Regions from separate parts of the Homo sapiens genome. Here all the other regions are linked to region 1. A link is a contact called in ENCODE Hi-C or POLR2A ChIA-PET data. All regions are on one chromosome and are shown on one strand. The core of a region is the stretch at or near the end of the contact, and the rest is flanking DNA. Distances in the headings are between cores, read along the strand shown. Region 1 overlaps ERC1 (ELKS/RAB6-interacting/CAST family member 1). Region 2 has its middle 18 kb from the start of LINC00942. Region 3 overlaps ERC1 (ELKS/RAB6-interacting/CAST family member 1).

Region 1 (4,729 bases), core at 991-3,490:
CAGACTCACATCTTTCCAGTGCCTGATAAACATCTCTTGGTGAATGTTCCCTTTACACATCAAATCATACTGTTCATACTATTTACTGAATTGTTCTTTTCACCCAATAATTAAACAGCTTTTCATGTGATAAAATATTCTTCTAAAATAATTTATAATGGGCTGCATTGTAATCCATTTTATTAATATATTGTAATTTATTTAACTCCAATAGACATTTAGTTTGTTCTCGTTTTCATTACTATAAATATTAATGTATTACATTTTCCCATACATAAATCTTTGCATGTCTATGATTTTCTACTTAAAATTCCCGAGTCAAAGGGTATAGACCTGTGTAAAGCTTTTGACAAGTAACCAGACCATTCTAGAATAGCTGTACTGATATTCAGCCCATAAGCAAGAAATAAGGGTGCCATTTTCCCACTCTCTGAACATACTGGGGACTCCAACAAACCAACCAATCCCAACCTTCCCAGTATGACAGCACTGTTTTCATTCGTAGTTCTTCCCATCTGTAGTGAAGCCAAAAACTGGGGTAAAACATTAAAAAATATATATTTATTGGCCACTTCTTCTGTGAGTTTCCTATTAATGCTCTTTCCAGATCATGTTTCTTCTAATTTAGTTTTTTCTTTCTTTTTTTTCTTTTGAAGAGAAAGAGTCTTGCTCTGTTGCCCAGGCTGGAGTTCAGTGGAGTGATCATAGCTCACTGTAACCTCTAACTCCTGGCCTCAAGTGATCCTCCTGCATCAGCTTCCCGAGTAGCTAGGGCTACAGGAGAGTGCCACCACGCCTGGCTAAGTTTTTTTTTTTTTTTGAGATGGAGTCTTGCTCCGTCGCCCTGGCTGGAGTGTAGTGGCGTGATCTCAGCTCATTGCAATCTCTGCCTCCCGGGTTCATGCCATTCTCCTGCCTCAGCCTCCTGAGTAGCTGGGACCACAGGTGGCCCCAGGCTAATTTTTAAAATATTTTTAGTAGAGACGGGGTTTCACTGTGTTAGCCAGGATGGTCTCGATCTCCTGACCGTGTGATCCACCCACCTCGGCCTCCCAAAGTGCTGGGATTACAGGCATGAGTCACCTTGCCCAGCCTTTTTTTTTTTTTTAAAGAGATGACATCTCACTATGTTGCCCAGGCTGCTCTTCAACTCCTGGCCTTAAGCAATCCTCCCACTTCAGCCTCCCATAATGTTGAAATTACAGGTGTGAGCCACCACATCTAGCCTAGTTTTTTCATTTCCGATATCCTTGTTAACAATCCTAATTCAAGCTCTCATGTTCTACCATCTTGCAATAGCTTCATAACTACTTCAACCCTGGTGTAAGAGTAATCTTTCTAAAATAGGCTGGAACAGTTCCCTCCTCCTCTTCCAACATCTTAAATGATTTCCTTCCTACAAAATAAAAGACTAAGCTTTTTGGCATGGGAGCTACTGCTTCAATTTCATCTCCTGGTACATACCTGCCATTCCCTGTCTTTGCTTTTCCTTTCCTCTCATTCTAGAATGTGGACAATCTTACTTCCTACACATCTTTCTTCTCTATCTTTCTTATCCTTCACGGTTGAGCCCCTTTTCTCTGTAATGCCATCCCTGGTTAGAAGTGTAAACTGCTACAGTATTCATTTTGTCCCCTTTCAATAGTTGGTTTTATGTTTAATTCCCCAACTGTTCTTCAAGCTCCTTGGTGAATTCTTTTTTGTATACCAATATTGCCTCGTAACAAAAGGCCTGCACGTAGCAGACAATCTGAAAATGGTGAATGAAATAAAGGAATAGATATTAATTCTGGGGAAAGGCCTCGATAATGTTCTAAAGAGCTATTTAAGTTCAAATTTGAAGCATGTCCAAACCAAAACAATCTGATGATACAGGCCCTTTGGTAGACAGCAGGGCACATAAACCATACAGTGTAGCACTCCACTGTGTTTAAAGTTCTTAAGGGATGGAATACGGGACAAGTATAGGATACGAAGGTGGCCTCTGGCAGAAATTCTCTGGCTTTTTTGTGTGTTGAATGTTATTAAAATGCATTCTGTTCTTAGTAGCTGTTCCAGCCCTCCCTGAACTCAGAGTAGTAATATGATTTCTAGAGGGACTTGAGCCAAGAATCACAAATGCAAGAGCAACTCAATCTGAATGCTCAAAGCAACACAGGCTGGAAGCGTATGCAGCAGAGGGAAGGGGAGAATGCCTCACCCTACCACTGTGCAGGGAAGAAACGAACGGAGGAAGCTCAGCAGAGCGGGAACATTTCAGAGATGAGGCTCTCCAAGCATATGGCAGACAAAAGCATGGTTACGACTGGCTACAGGGAAAACCACTCAGGCCCCCTTCCCTCTTTGAGTGTTAGGATAACTGCCAGAGAACAAGCTGACAGTCTAAAGAATAAGGAATGCGAGGGGGCTGAATGGAGAAAGAGAAGCAGAGCTGAGGGGCGGGCTGCTTGATTCAGGGAGACTGCCCCAAACATTTACCGCTCAGCACAAGTCATGATTTTAGAACAGAAACAACATTTTCTCTCTAGTAAAGATGTTAGAGAGAGCTACCAGAACTCCGTGAAATAAATTTGTAAAAGAGAAAATACAGTTAAAAGTTCTGTGGACTTGGCCTGATTTCAAGGTAAACAACTCTATTCATAGTCACAAAGCATGAGGTGAAAGGGAGGATGTATTGATGGGTATAAAGAAGGGACGGTTACAAGAGGGGTCAGTGAATGAATTCCTCTGTGGTTGGCAGTGACTCAGATTAATTCCTTTCTGCAGATGGTTTGGTGGAGGGCAGGAAATTATTCAGAAATGCCTAGTTTGGTTTAAGCAGACAAGAATCTAAACTTGAGGTTCTAACAGCTAAGTCCCAGGATGTGTCACAGGCCATGAGGTCTGAGCTGTAATCTGGCATGATGTTCGGAGCCTTTTGGAGCTGACAGATCAAGTGGAAATGGTGCTCGTCCTGGCCAGGTCTGGCCCACAAGCCCCTAACTTGAATCTGCAGGCTTCTTAGGAGATACGAAGACATAAAATAACTTCCTAGTTTGGAATTTCACACAACTGGAATAAATGGAAATGTATTTTGCCGTAAGAGCATCTATTGAATAAGACATAAAACTTACACAGTCAGAGGGATCTGGAATCCCTCTAACCCTCTACAATCCCTCTAAACCTCAATCTTTTTTGCCCAGGGATCTATTTTTCTACAGGCATCTGGTCACTTCTTGACTCTACAGAATCCCTTTAGCACTTAGTACCAGGGAAAACTAAAATTGCTCTTGAAGAATTTATCCTATGTTTATTTCCCACTCATTAAAGTTAACTCCAAAGTCCTCTTTCCTTTCAAGTCTGCACTTGCAGAGACTGTGCAAGTGGGCCGGAAGTGGTAATGGCTGTGAGGCTGCTGTGGGGACTTCTCCTTCTCCCTCCCTGTCCTTTTTTTTTTTTTTTTTTTTGAGATAGAGTCTCACTCTGTCCCCCAGGCTGGAGTGCGGTGGCGAGATCACAGCTCACTGCAGCCTGGAACTCCTGGGCTCAAGTGATCTTCCTGCCTTAGACCGCTGAGTAGCCGGGACTACGGGTGCGCACCATCACACCCAGCTCCCCTTCCTACTTTGTGATGAACTCCCTTGCCAGGCAATGTATGAATTTGTTTTTACAGGAAGGAAAGGCTGTTGCTTAGACCAAAAGTAAATAAGATGTTACTGCTCTCCCATAACTAACTTTGAACAAAATGGCATAATAAAAACGAGAGTTTGGGCCGGGCGCAGTGGCTCACACCTGTAATCCCAGCACTTTGGGAGGCCAAGGTGGGTGGATCACGAGGTCAGGAGTTCAAGACCAGCCTGATCAACATGGTGAAACCCTGTCTCTACTTAAAAAAATACAAAAATTAGCTGGGCATGGTGGTGCGTGCCTGTAATCCTAGCTACTCAGGAAGCTGAGGCAGGAGAACTGCTTGAACCCAGGAGGCGGAGGTTGCAGTGAGCTGAGATCGCACCACTGCACTCCAGCCTGGGCAACAGAGTGAGACTCCTTCTCAGAAAAACAAACAAAAAACAACAAGAGTTTGGCTCCATTCGGGTCTGTCTATCCAAAGTCAAAATTCCACTGCTTAACAATTTGATAGTTCACAGTCATCTCCTCCAGATTCAAGTGGTGATATAAAGGGACTTCCTCCTTTCTTTCCCTCATGATAGAAGATGAGATTCCCTGGATGGGAGGGAAACTCAAGTATGTAATTACTTTCTTGTATTATCAACAACACTTTATGCCTGGCATGTAATAAGTGTTCATTAAGTATTTACTGAGTGAATGCTAGCCATATGCCTTAGGGTAGCTAGATTTATCTTCCTTCCTCCCTCCTTCCCTTCCTTCCTTTTTTCCTTTTCTTTCTCCCTTCCTTCCTTTTCTCTTCTCTTTTTTTTTTTCTTTTGAGACAGGGTTACACTCTGTTGCCCAGGCTGGAGTGCAGTGGTGTGATCACGGCTCACTGCAATCTCTACCTCTTGGGCTGAAGTGATTCTCTCACCTCAGCTTCCCGAGTGGCTGGGACTACAGCGAAATGCCAGCACACCCCACTAATTTTAAATTTTTTTTGTAGAGAGGAGGTCTCACTATGTTGCCCAGACTGGTCTTGAACTCCTGGCCTCAAGCAATCCTCCCACCTTGGCTTCCCAAAGTGCTGGGATTATAGTGGGGAGCCACTGTGCTTGGCCTAGATTTTTTAATGTTAGGT
Region 2 (4,463 bases), core at 522-3,021, 44 kb before region 1:
TAAAAATAAAATAATAATAATAAAAAAGCAGTCAGCTTTAATGCTAATTAGACCCTAACATTCCTCCATTCCTAGAAGTCCTCTCCAAGACTTCATGCATTGGCCATAATAAAGAAGGTGAGGGCCAGCCATGGTGGCTCATGCTTTTAGTCCCAGCTACTTAGGAGGCTGAGGCAGGAGGATCACTTGAGCCCGGGAGATGAAGGCTGCAGTGAGCTATGATCATGCCACTGCACTGCAGCCAGGTGACAGAGCGAGACTCTATCTCTAAAAAGACGTAATAAATAAATAAAGAGGATGATATAGACAAAGGTGATTACCGAAGAGATGGAAATTATATCCAGTGACTTTTTGCATTTCATGTTTCAAATTATGAGCCTTGAACGCCTTTGTGTTCTGACAGAAGAATGAACAGATAAATACCGTAGGTCTGTATAGGCTTAGAAAGGTATTGGAGGTGCTGATTTTCGTGCCCCAAACCTGAGTCGATAGGAGAGTAACAGATAAGGAGAGAACAGGGCAAGAAGGAACTAGCCTGGGAGAGAGAAGCACCATCTAGTCACTTTGTCCTCCTGCAAAGTACTGATGATCTCTTGTACACGCATACTCCTATGTCCCCCTCCCCTCAGCTTTTTTTTTTTTTTTTTTTTTTTTTGAGGCAGGGTCTCACTCTGTTACAGCCCAGGCTGGAGTGCAGTGGCATGATCTTGGCTCACTGCAACCTCTGTCTCCTGGGTTCAAGTGATTCTCGTGCCTCAGCCTCCCAAACTGCTGGGATTACAAATATGCACCACCACACCTGGCTAATTTTTTGTGTTTTTAGTAGAGACTGGGTTTCACCATGTTTCACCATGTTGGCTAGGCTGGTCTCGAACTCTTGGCCTCAACTGATCTGCCTGCCCTCAACCTCCCAAAGTGTTGGGATTACAGGTGTGAGCCACTGTGCCCAGGCCCTCTTCCCCCACTTTTAATTTTCCTTTTGCCTTTCTTGTAGCTTGATAACATGACCTGTATCCCCACCTGCCTGTTTTATTCTTGGGCTGACATTTGTGGTGCATTTTAAGCTGGAATTTCTGGAAACAGAAAGCTACAAGATCCACAGCAAAAGCTACAAAATGCAGTGGTGGAATTTCAGGCACCAGGGCATCGCACGGAGGAGACATTCCAGGGCCCCAGAGTGGGTGGGGAAGCTGCTGAGATCCTGAGAGCCTTCCAGTACCTTCAGACCCCACCACCCTGGCAGCAGCCTGCCCAGAGTCCACTCCCTTGGGCGACTCTGCTTAGGGCTCCCCCATCATCTAGCCGGTGGCAGGCAGCCAGGAGCTACTCGCCTTCTTTAATTTAAATGTACATCTGGGTTTGCAGTAAGTTACAGGGACAAGGGTCTCCAGGAGTGGACCAGGGAAGGCCCTGCCCAGGTAACCAAGCCCATGTCAAGCAATCCACAGTCCTCAGGATTCTTCCTCCATGGGTGGGGTTTTGATTGTGTGTTTTAAAGATGCCTTCATTGTAACAATTAAAGGATCAGAATAAATCTGACCACAATCAGTACTTTAAAACCTTCTTGCTTTGCACTTAGAGAACCCTTGGCATGGCCCTGCTTGCCACAGTGACTGACAACAGTGACCCAGACAGACAGAGGACACTCACTCGCTACAAATGCTGAGCACATAAATATTTACTTAGGCACAAGCAATGGCCTGAGTGCCTTTTATGCGGTGGGGAGACAGGAATGAATCATGCAGGTTGGCAGCTGGAACAAGACGGGGAGAGGAAGGGGAGTCTCTTCTCTGGGGAGCAGCTGTCTTAAGAGCTGCCAGAAATAGGAGAGGGAGGACTGGAGCTGGGGGAACTTGAACATGGAGAGCCCTGAGAGGATGCGAGAGAGGACGACCGGTGGGCAGCCCTGGGAGGACCCCACCTCTGCCTGGGAGGAGCCTCAGGCTGTTGTCTGCCAGCCAGTGCCAAGGGCTGGAGGGGCCCCGGCGGAGTCTCACCACTGTTTGGAACGAAGAGTAGTAGAATCCCAGCCCTGCTCCCAGAGGGCGGAGGACGGGAGGCAGGGACGAGCACACCTGGTGAGGCGGGGTTCACCACGGGGCCCCACGGAACTGCCAGGGGCCTGCAGTTCTGCCCTACCCAGTCCTGGGCTCCAGAAGCCATCTGCCAAGACGGTGGGCTGGGTGTGCACCGTGCTGCAGGGGTGTGTCTTCTCCCACGCCAGGAGCACCGTCACCCCTGTTCACACCCCGCCCCCAGCCTAGACCTGGTTTTTCCTACAAATCCCCACCGAGACGTTATCTTCCATCTCACTGGGGTCAAGGAGTGGCTGACTGCCCGGTAGCAACAAAGGACGTTTTGAGCCGCGGAATCCACAGGTATCAACTTGGATCCTGGGGCTGGGAACGGAAGTCCCAACACCAGGTAGGGGGTAGCCCGTGGACATGCAGGAGGCAGCCCCAGAACCAGGGAGGGGGCGGCACCAGGACAAGGTGGGGGCAGCCCAGTGTGCATCCCTTCCTGTCTAACCCTTCGTCACTCGGCTGGTCCACCAACAAGAACTGCTTAACCTGGGGCTGATTCTGTGACTCCCCATTTGACCACTTCTCTGCCCTAGAGGGCAGCTGAGAGAGAAGGAAGGAAGGAAGTAGATTCTCTTTGGTCCTTGTTCCCGGCTTGGGTAAGAGAAAGGAGGTGTTCGCTCCTCCTGAGCCAGGCCCTGGCCACCCCCTTTCTGCTGTCCCTCAGTAGACACCTGCACTGTGATCCTAGGCATGGTGGCTGTGGTGGAGGTGGAGGTGACGGGGTCATGGGAGGGAACATCTCCAGCACAATGCAGCTTTAAAACCACTGCCTCTGCAGCACGGACTCTGGAGTCCAGCTCCCAGGAAAAGCTTCAGATTAGGATATTTCTATTGTTACTACATGTAGGCACTTTGTCAGTTGCACTGTAGCTTTTCTATACTGTACTGGCATGGGGTGTGAGGAAGTTACGTGCAGGGACAGCAGCTCCCACCCAGGACTAACTTCTGCAGGAGAATTATGATAGCATCAGGAAAACAACAGTCATAATCCATTCTAATTGAGAGGTTATGGTGTACTAAGGAATTTAATCCTTACAGCAACACGATGAGGTTGACTCTGTTATCCCATTTCACAGATGAGAAAACTGAGGCTTAAAGAGGCCAAATTACCTCCCACAATCACACAACTAGCAGGAGTCCAGGTCAGGCTTCACACCCAGTTGTAGAAAAGCCTGTCGGGAGAGAAATCGGGAGACCCTTGCTGCTGTTTAGGCCAAATTCTGCCTCCACCTACCACAAACTGGGAATTGGTTCTTTATTCCTACTTTTCAGAGCCTACCTTCCTACAATTACTCAGGACAGGAAATCTACCATGCTGGCCCTAATTCTATAAATAGTGGAAGAGGATGCATTGGCTGGAAAGCTTGAGAGAAATGTATAAGACGAAGTGCTTTTTATTTAATCTGTTCAAGTTCACAGTGAGGCAGGAAACCAATTTTCCCCAAACTGAGAACTGAGGAAAGGGCCATCCTTTGATTCTTACCTCCCTTTCTCACCCCTGTGGCCAGAGAGGTGTTGCTTTTAATAAAGCAATTTCCAGGTGGTGCTTGGAACTCCACAGAACAAAAACCCACGAGAAATGGCTTGGGGGGTGGGGGCTGCCATTTCCTTCATTTTTCTCTGTTTTCCTTTACTTCCACCAAGCTAGAGATCACAAAACAAGCCAGAGACCCCACCAAATCCCAGGGTGGGGAGCTCCCCCTAGTGGCCCAGTGGGTCCCCCTGTAGACCCCCCTGGGGTCTTGACGAAAGAAGGGAAAGGAGCAGATGTTTGAACAAGTCTAGAGTCTTGTATAAGAGAGAATGATCCACTCCTGGGCATACACCCAAAGAATAGGGCAGGGACTCAAAGAGATATTTGTACAGCCATCCATAACAACGTTATTCACAGTGGCCAAACAATCCAAGTGTCCATCAGTGGATGAGTGCATAAACAAAAATGTGGTATAACCACACAATGAAATATTATTCAGTCTTAAAAAGGAATGAAATTCTGCCACAGGCCACAACATGGATGATCCTGAGACATTATGCTAAGTGAAGTAGTCAGACACCCAAGGACAAAAACTGCATAATTCTACTTATATGAGGTACTCAGAGTAGTCAAACTCAGAGATACAGAAAGTAGAATGGTGGTGGCCGAAGACCTGGGGGAGAAGGGAATGGAGAGTTATGGTTTAATAGATACAGAATTCCAGTTGGGGATGATTAAAAATTTGGGAGCTGGTGGTTGCACAACAATATGTGTATACTTAATGCCACTGAATTATACACTTAAAAATTGCTAACATGCTAATTTTATGTTATGTATCTTTTATCAAACACAAAAAATAAAAATAAAAAAGAGAAAATAGTTCCACCAATTTTTGTGGAAAAAGC
Region 3 (4,533 bases), core at 925-3,424, 52 kb after region 1:
AGATAGTTTTGTTTACACAACAGAAACACAAATTTAAAGGAAATAATACTCCTGGCAGCAAAGAATTCTAACCCTGTTCTACTCTAAGCAGTAGCATGCTATTCCAACCCCTACTCCCCACAAAAAATTAACAGGCAACTGAACAATAAGAAAAGAAAAAAAAAGGTTCTTAGGTTTTAAGGATTTAAGAAAAAGCTTCTTGAGGTCTCAAGCCACTCTGACATCTCCCTGGCTATGCGTTAGTGAGCTATTATCGACCTGTGGAGTAGAGACAGATTATCTATCTATCTATCTATCTATCTATCTATCTATCTATCTATCTATCGATCTATCTATCTATCTATCATCTATCTATCTATCTATCTATCTATCTATCTATCTATCTATCTATCTATCATCTCAAGCTCTTCTCAAGACACACTTTCAGCAGACGGCTGGGTAGAGAGAATCACAGGCAATTACTTCAGTGTTTATTTCTTTTTCAAAGGTCAAAACCATTTTTAGTTTGTTTACTTCTAGGGATGAAGAAACAAGAGGAAAAGGGAGGATGACAGTGAGCTTCCTAAGGCTGCCTGGGTCTCTCCTGTCTTCCTGGTTAAGACACCACTGCCTTGAGGATCTTTAGAATTAAGAAAAACTACTCTTTTTTGCTTTTTTCCCAATGGTTCTTTTAGAGACATAAGAGACTACTCTTTTTAAATCGTGATATGAAGAAACCACTTTGTTTTAAACAGCTAAAGAACAGAATAGAATTGTACTTGTGTTGGTATACAGAGAATGAGCTTTGGTTCAAGCAAATATCAGGAAAGCAGTAAAACTGTAGCCAAAGGTCATAAGGTGTCGTATTTATGAAGCTGTCCTTCCTGACCTGCTCTAATTCTTCTATTACCCCTCTATTGAAAACACCTGACATTGTATGTTCAATCATTAGTTTTTTCTCTAAAGATTTAAGGTAGATTGCCTACTCATTCATTATGTCATTATGAGCTGCTTCTTCCTTCAATATTAGTTATTAGAAGGCTAGGACCAACGCTCAGTCAACCTTGGAGGTAACTAACTTCCTGAAGTGAGTACTATTTTATCCACAGCATCTCATCCACACTGAGACTTAGAAAATAGATTATTAAAAAAGAAACATACACACACACACACACGTACATACACACACGAAACCATATTATCTGGCAATCTGCCACCCAGAAAATACTAAAATTCAATATTCAACAAGTATTCATTGAATACCTATTACTTGTTTAACAATATTTACATCTACCTTTACTGTTACTTTGTAGTGCCCCTTGCTGATTTAAGACAGATAAAGTAGATTTCAAGACAAATGATATTTCTGAAAATCAAAAGGGATGTTTCACAGTGGTAAGAAGGCCAGTTTATCAGGAGTATATAACAATCATAAATGAGTCTGCAAACACAGCCAGAGCTTCAAAATACAATGTAAAACCTGAAATAATTCAAAGGACAAGCAGAAAAATCTCCGATTTTTGTTGGAGATTTGAATGCTTCTTTCTCTGCAATTAACAGACCTCTCCCTCTACAAAAATTCAGTGAAGACAGGGAGGATCTGACAGACTCTATCAACCACCTGACCCAGTTGATACTTACAGAACACTGTATGTGACAATTAAAGAATACCATTCCTTTAAGAGCACAAGTTATGTTCACTAAGATGGATCATGTTTTGGGCCATAAAACAACAGTCTCAAAAATGTAAAATAATTAAGACAATACAATGTATGGTTTGTGATCACAGTGAGATTAAACAGCTGTTAAAAGATAAACAAAGGCACGTTAAAATTTTAAAGAGTTTATTTGAGCAGACAACAATTCGTTAATCAGGCAGCCTTAGGCCATAAGTGGTGGGGGGTTCTGATGAAGAGACTGGTAGAAGACTTTTGTAAGGTGAAAGCAGAAGCAAGGTAAAGAAAATCTCTTATTGGTTAAAGTGGGGCAGTAATGTTTTTTGGATCATTCCAGTGGAAAGTCCCTGGTTAGAGGTTGGCCAGGCAGTTCCTGATCGGTTAAACTTGAGTATTGGAAAGCCCCTAGGTAGGGGGTTAGTTGGTGGTTTCTGATTGGCCTAGAATATGACTGTTTACAAAGAGTTGGGTTTCAGTTTGTTTATGTAGGAACTCAGGGCATTGGAGCTGCCTTAGCCTAACGGCCTCCCAACCAAAATTACGCTGAGTTTGAAATAGGTACATGAAAAAATGCTGAGCATCACTAATCATTTGCATGCAAATGCAAACCATGAGATACCATCACACACCAATCAAAATCGCTATTATTTAAAAACCCCAAAAAACAAAAAATAACAAATGCTGGAGAGGATGTGGAGAAAAGGGAACTCTTACACAGTGTTTGTGGCAATGTAAATTAGAACAGCCATTACAGAAAACAGCATGGAGGGTTTTCAGCAAACTAAAATAGAACTATCATACAATCCAGCTATGATACCACTAGGTATATATCCAAAGGAAAGGAAATCAGTAATCAAAGAGATCACTGTACTCCCATGTTTAGTGCAGCACTATTTACAACTGCCAAGATATGGAACTAACCTAAGTATCCATCAACAGACGAATGGATAAATGTGGCAAATATCTATACAATGCAATGCTATTTAGTGATTAAAAAAAAAAAGAATGAAATTCTGTCATTTTAGCAACACAGATGAGCTGGGAGGACAATATGTTAAGTGAAAAAGTCAGGCACAGAGAGATAAATACCATACTTTCTCATTCATGTATGGAAGCTTAAAAGGTTGATCTCATACAAACAGAGAGTAGAATAGTGATTACTAGAGGCCAGGAAGGGTAGGGGGAAGGGGAAAGCCAGGGGTGGGTTAATGAATATAAAATTGCTTTTGCAAGAATTATAAAAGTGAGAAAAATCTAACCTGACTCCATCTTGCTTCTAACGTCACAAGCTCACTCCCCTGCTCATTCCTGGGCATAGGCCAAGCTAACTATGGGAGGAATTTAGCTTATAGTTTAACTTTGAAGCAAAAATGATAATAGTCCCTCTGCAAGCTGACCCCCACGGGGGACTGAAACCATCTCTGTAAGACAAATGAAAGGCCACAAGGTTAGGATTATGGGAAAAGACTGAATTCTGCTAAGATGTAGGTGTAGTTAAATGATAACCAGCCATTGTTCCCTAGCTTATTTTGCCAGGCTGGAGTGCAATGGCATGATCTCGGCTTACTACAACCTCTGCCTCCCTGGTTCAAGCAATTCTCCTGCCTCAGCTTCCCAAGTAGCTGGGACTACAGGCACGCACCACCATACCCAGCTAATTTTTTTTTTTTTTTGTATTTTTAGTAGAGATGGGGTTTCACCATGTTGGCCAGGATGGTCTCGATCTCCTGACCTCATGATCCACCTGCCTCAGCCTCCCAAAGTGTTGGGATTACAGGCGTGAGCCACTGTGCGCAGCCCGTTCCCTAGCTTACTTTTCTAAAATTGCTTACTCATCAAGAGTCATGTAGCTGGAGGTTACAAAATTTGTAACTTCCCCAATTACTCCTATAGATAACATCACTGTTGTAAAACCTAAGATTGGTCTTTAAGATATTTTTCAGACTTTTGCATTCTGGCAACCAACTGACTCCACTCGGACCTGTTACTCATACCAAGGAACTGACTCAACCGGTCTTGTGACCCCCACCTAGAAACTGATTTAGTGTATGAAGATAGCTTTTGACACCTCTATGATCGCAACCCCAACCAATCAGCAGTACCCGTTCCTTAGCCCTCAGCCTGCTAAATTATCCTGGAAGACCCTAGCCTCTGAGTTCTTGGGGAGGAAGATTTGAGAAATATCTCTCGTCCTCTGATCAGCTGCCTTGAGATAATTAAACCCTTTCTCTACTGCAATGCTGCTGTCTCAGTGTATTGGCTTTTCTGTGCAGTGGGTGAGAAGAATCCGCTGAGCGAGTAAAAGCACAGGTAGATGGGAGGAACAAGTTCTAATGTTCCATAGCACTATAAGGTGACTATAATTAACAACAATTTGTTATGTATTTTTCAATAGCTAGAAGAGTGAATATTAAATGTTCCCAACACAAAGAAATGATGTCTGAGGTGACAGATATGCTAATTACTGATTTGAGTATTATACATTATACACATTTATCAAAATATCACTGTACCCTATAAACATAAAATTATTAGATGTCAATTTAAAAATAATAATAAAGGAAAAGATTTAAATACAATAATAGAATGCTTTATAATTAACCCCCCCCCCCCCCAAACCAAAACCAAACAAACAAACAAAAATACTGGGCTTGGGGAAGTAAACCAATAAATGCACACCCTTGCACTCCACACACTGTTCTTCTCACAAAGAAATACACTCATTTTGTAAAGAGTTCCAGATAACTCTCCTGTAGGGTTTTGCTTAAAAGTTTAACCTCGGCCAGGCATGGTGGCTCATGCCTGTAATCCCAGCACTTTGGGGGGCCGAGGTGGGTGGATCATGAGGTCAAGAGATCAAGACCATCCTGGCTAACAT

The links. A loop is a pair of places that touch in the nucleus more often than their neighbours do. ChIA-PET counts read pairs that join two places held with the same protein, here RNA polymerase II (POLR2A). Pooled maps may share reads with other maps.
Region 2: a map of PC-9 shows a loop between it and region 1 (8-fold over the local background). The contact joins two enhancer-like sites. A Hi-C loop is called at or near these places in 4 of 168 maps with a recorded cell type or tissue (HepG2, PC-9, chondrocyte and 1 more), 1 of 37 single-sample maps with no recorded cell type and 4 of 50 pooled maps. POLR2A ChIA-PET finds 5 or more read pairs at or near these places in 7 of 52 experiments (AG04449, AG04450, BJ and 4 more).
Region 3: a loop to region 1 is called in a map of vagina, with 2.1 times the contacts of the local background. The contact joins two enhancer-like sites. A Hi-C loop is called at or near these places in 3 of 168 maps with a recorded cell type or tissue (ascending aorta, astrocyte of the cerebellum and vagina) and 2 of 50 pooled maps. POLR2A ChIA-PET finds 5 or more read pairs at or near these places in 5 of 52 experiments (AG04450, H1, WTC11 and 2 more).

The regions. Positions count from the first base shown.
Region 1 is chr12:1,472,347-1,477,075 of GRCh38, reverse strand. The region is part of intron 18 of ERC1 (ELKS/RAB6-interacting/CAST family member 1); the gene reads right to left. Among named protein-coding and RNA genes, the nearest start is that of LINC00942, 26 kb to the left of the region's middle. RefSeq lists an enhancer at 3,565-3,634. Within about 2 kb of position 2,240, at least 11 of the 41 ENCODE cell types and tissues checked have a DNase peak (open chromatin) inside an H3K27ac peak, as active enhancers do.
Region 2 is chr12:1,516,644-1,521,106 of GRCh38, reverse strand. No RefSeq gene overlaps it. Among named protein-coding and RNA genes, the nearest start is that of LINC00942, 18 kb to the right of the region's middle. Within about 2 kb of position 1,771, at least 2 of the 41 ENCODE cell types and tissues checked have a DNase peak (open chromatin) inside an H3K27ac peak, as active enhancers do.
Region 3 is chr12:1,420,657-1,425,189 of GRCh38, reverse strand. All of the region lies in intron 17 of ERC1 (ELKS/RAB6-interacting/CAST family member 1), which reads right to left. Among named protein-coding and RNA genes, the nearest start is that of LINC00942, 78 kb to the left of the region's middle. RefSeq lists an enhancer at 1,944-1,993. Within about 2 kb of position 2,174, at least 2 of the 41 ENCODE cell types and tissues checked have a DNase peak (open chromatin) inside an H3K27ac peak, as active enhancers do.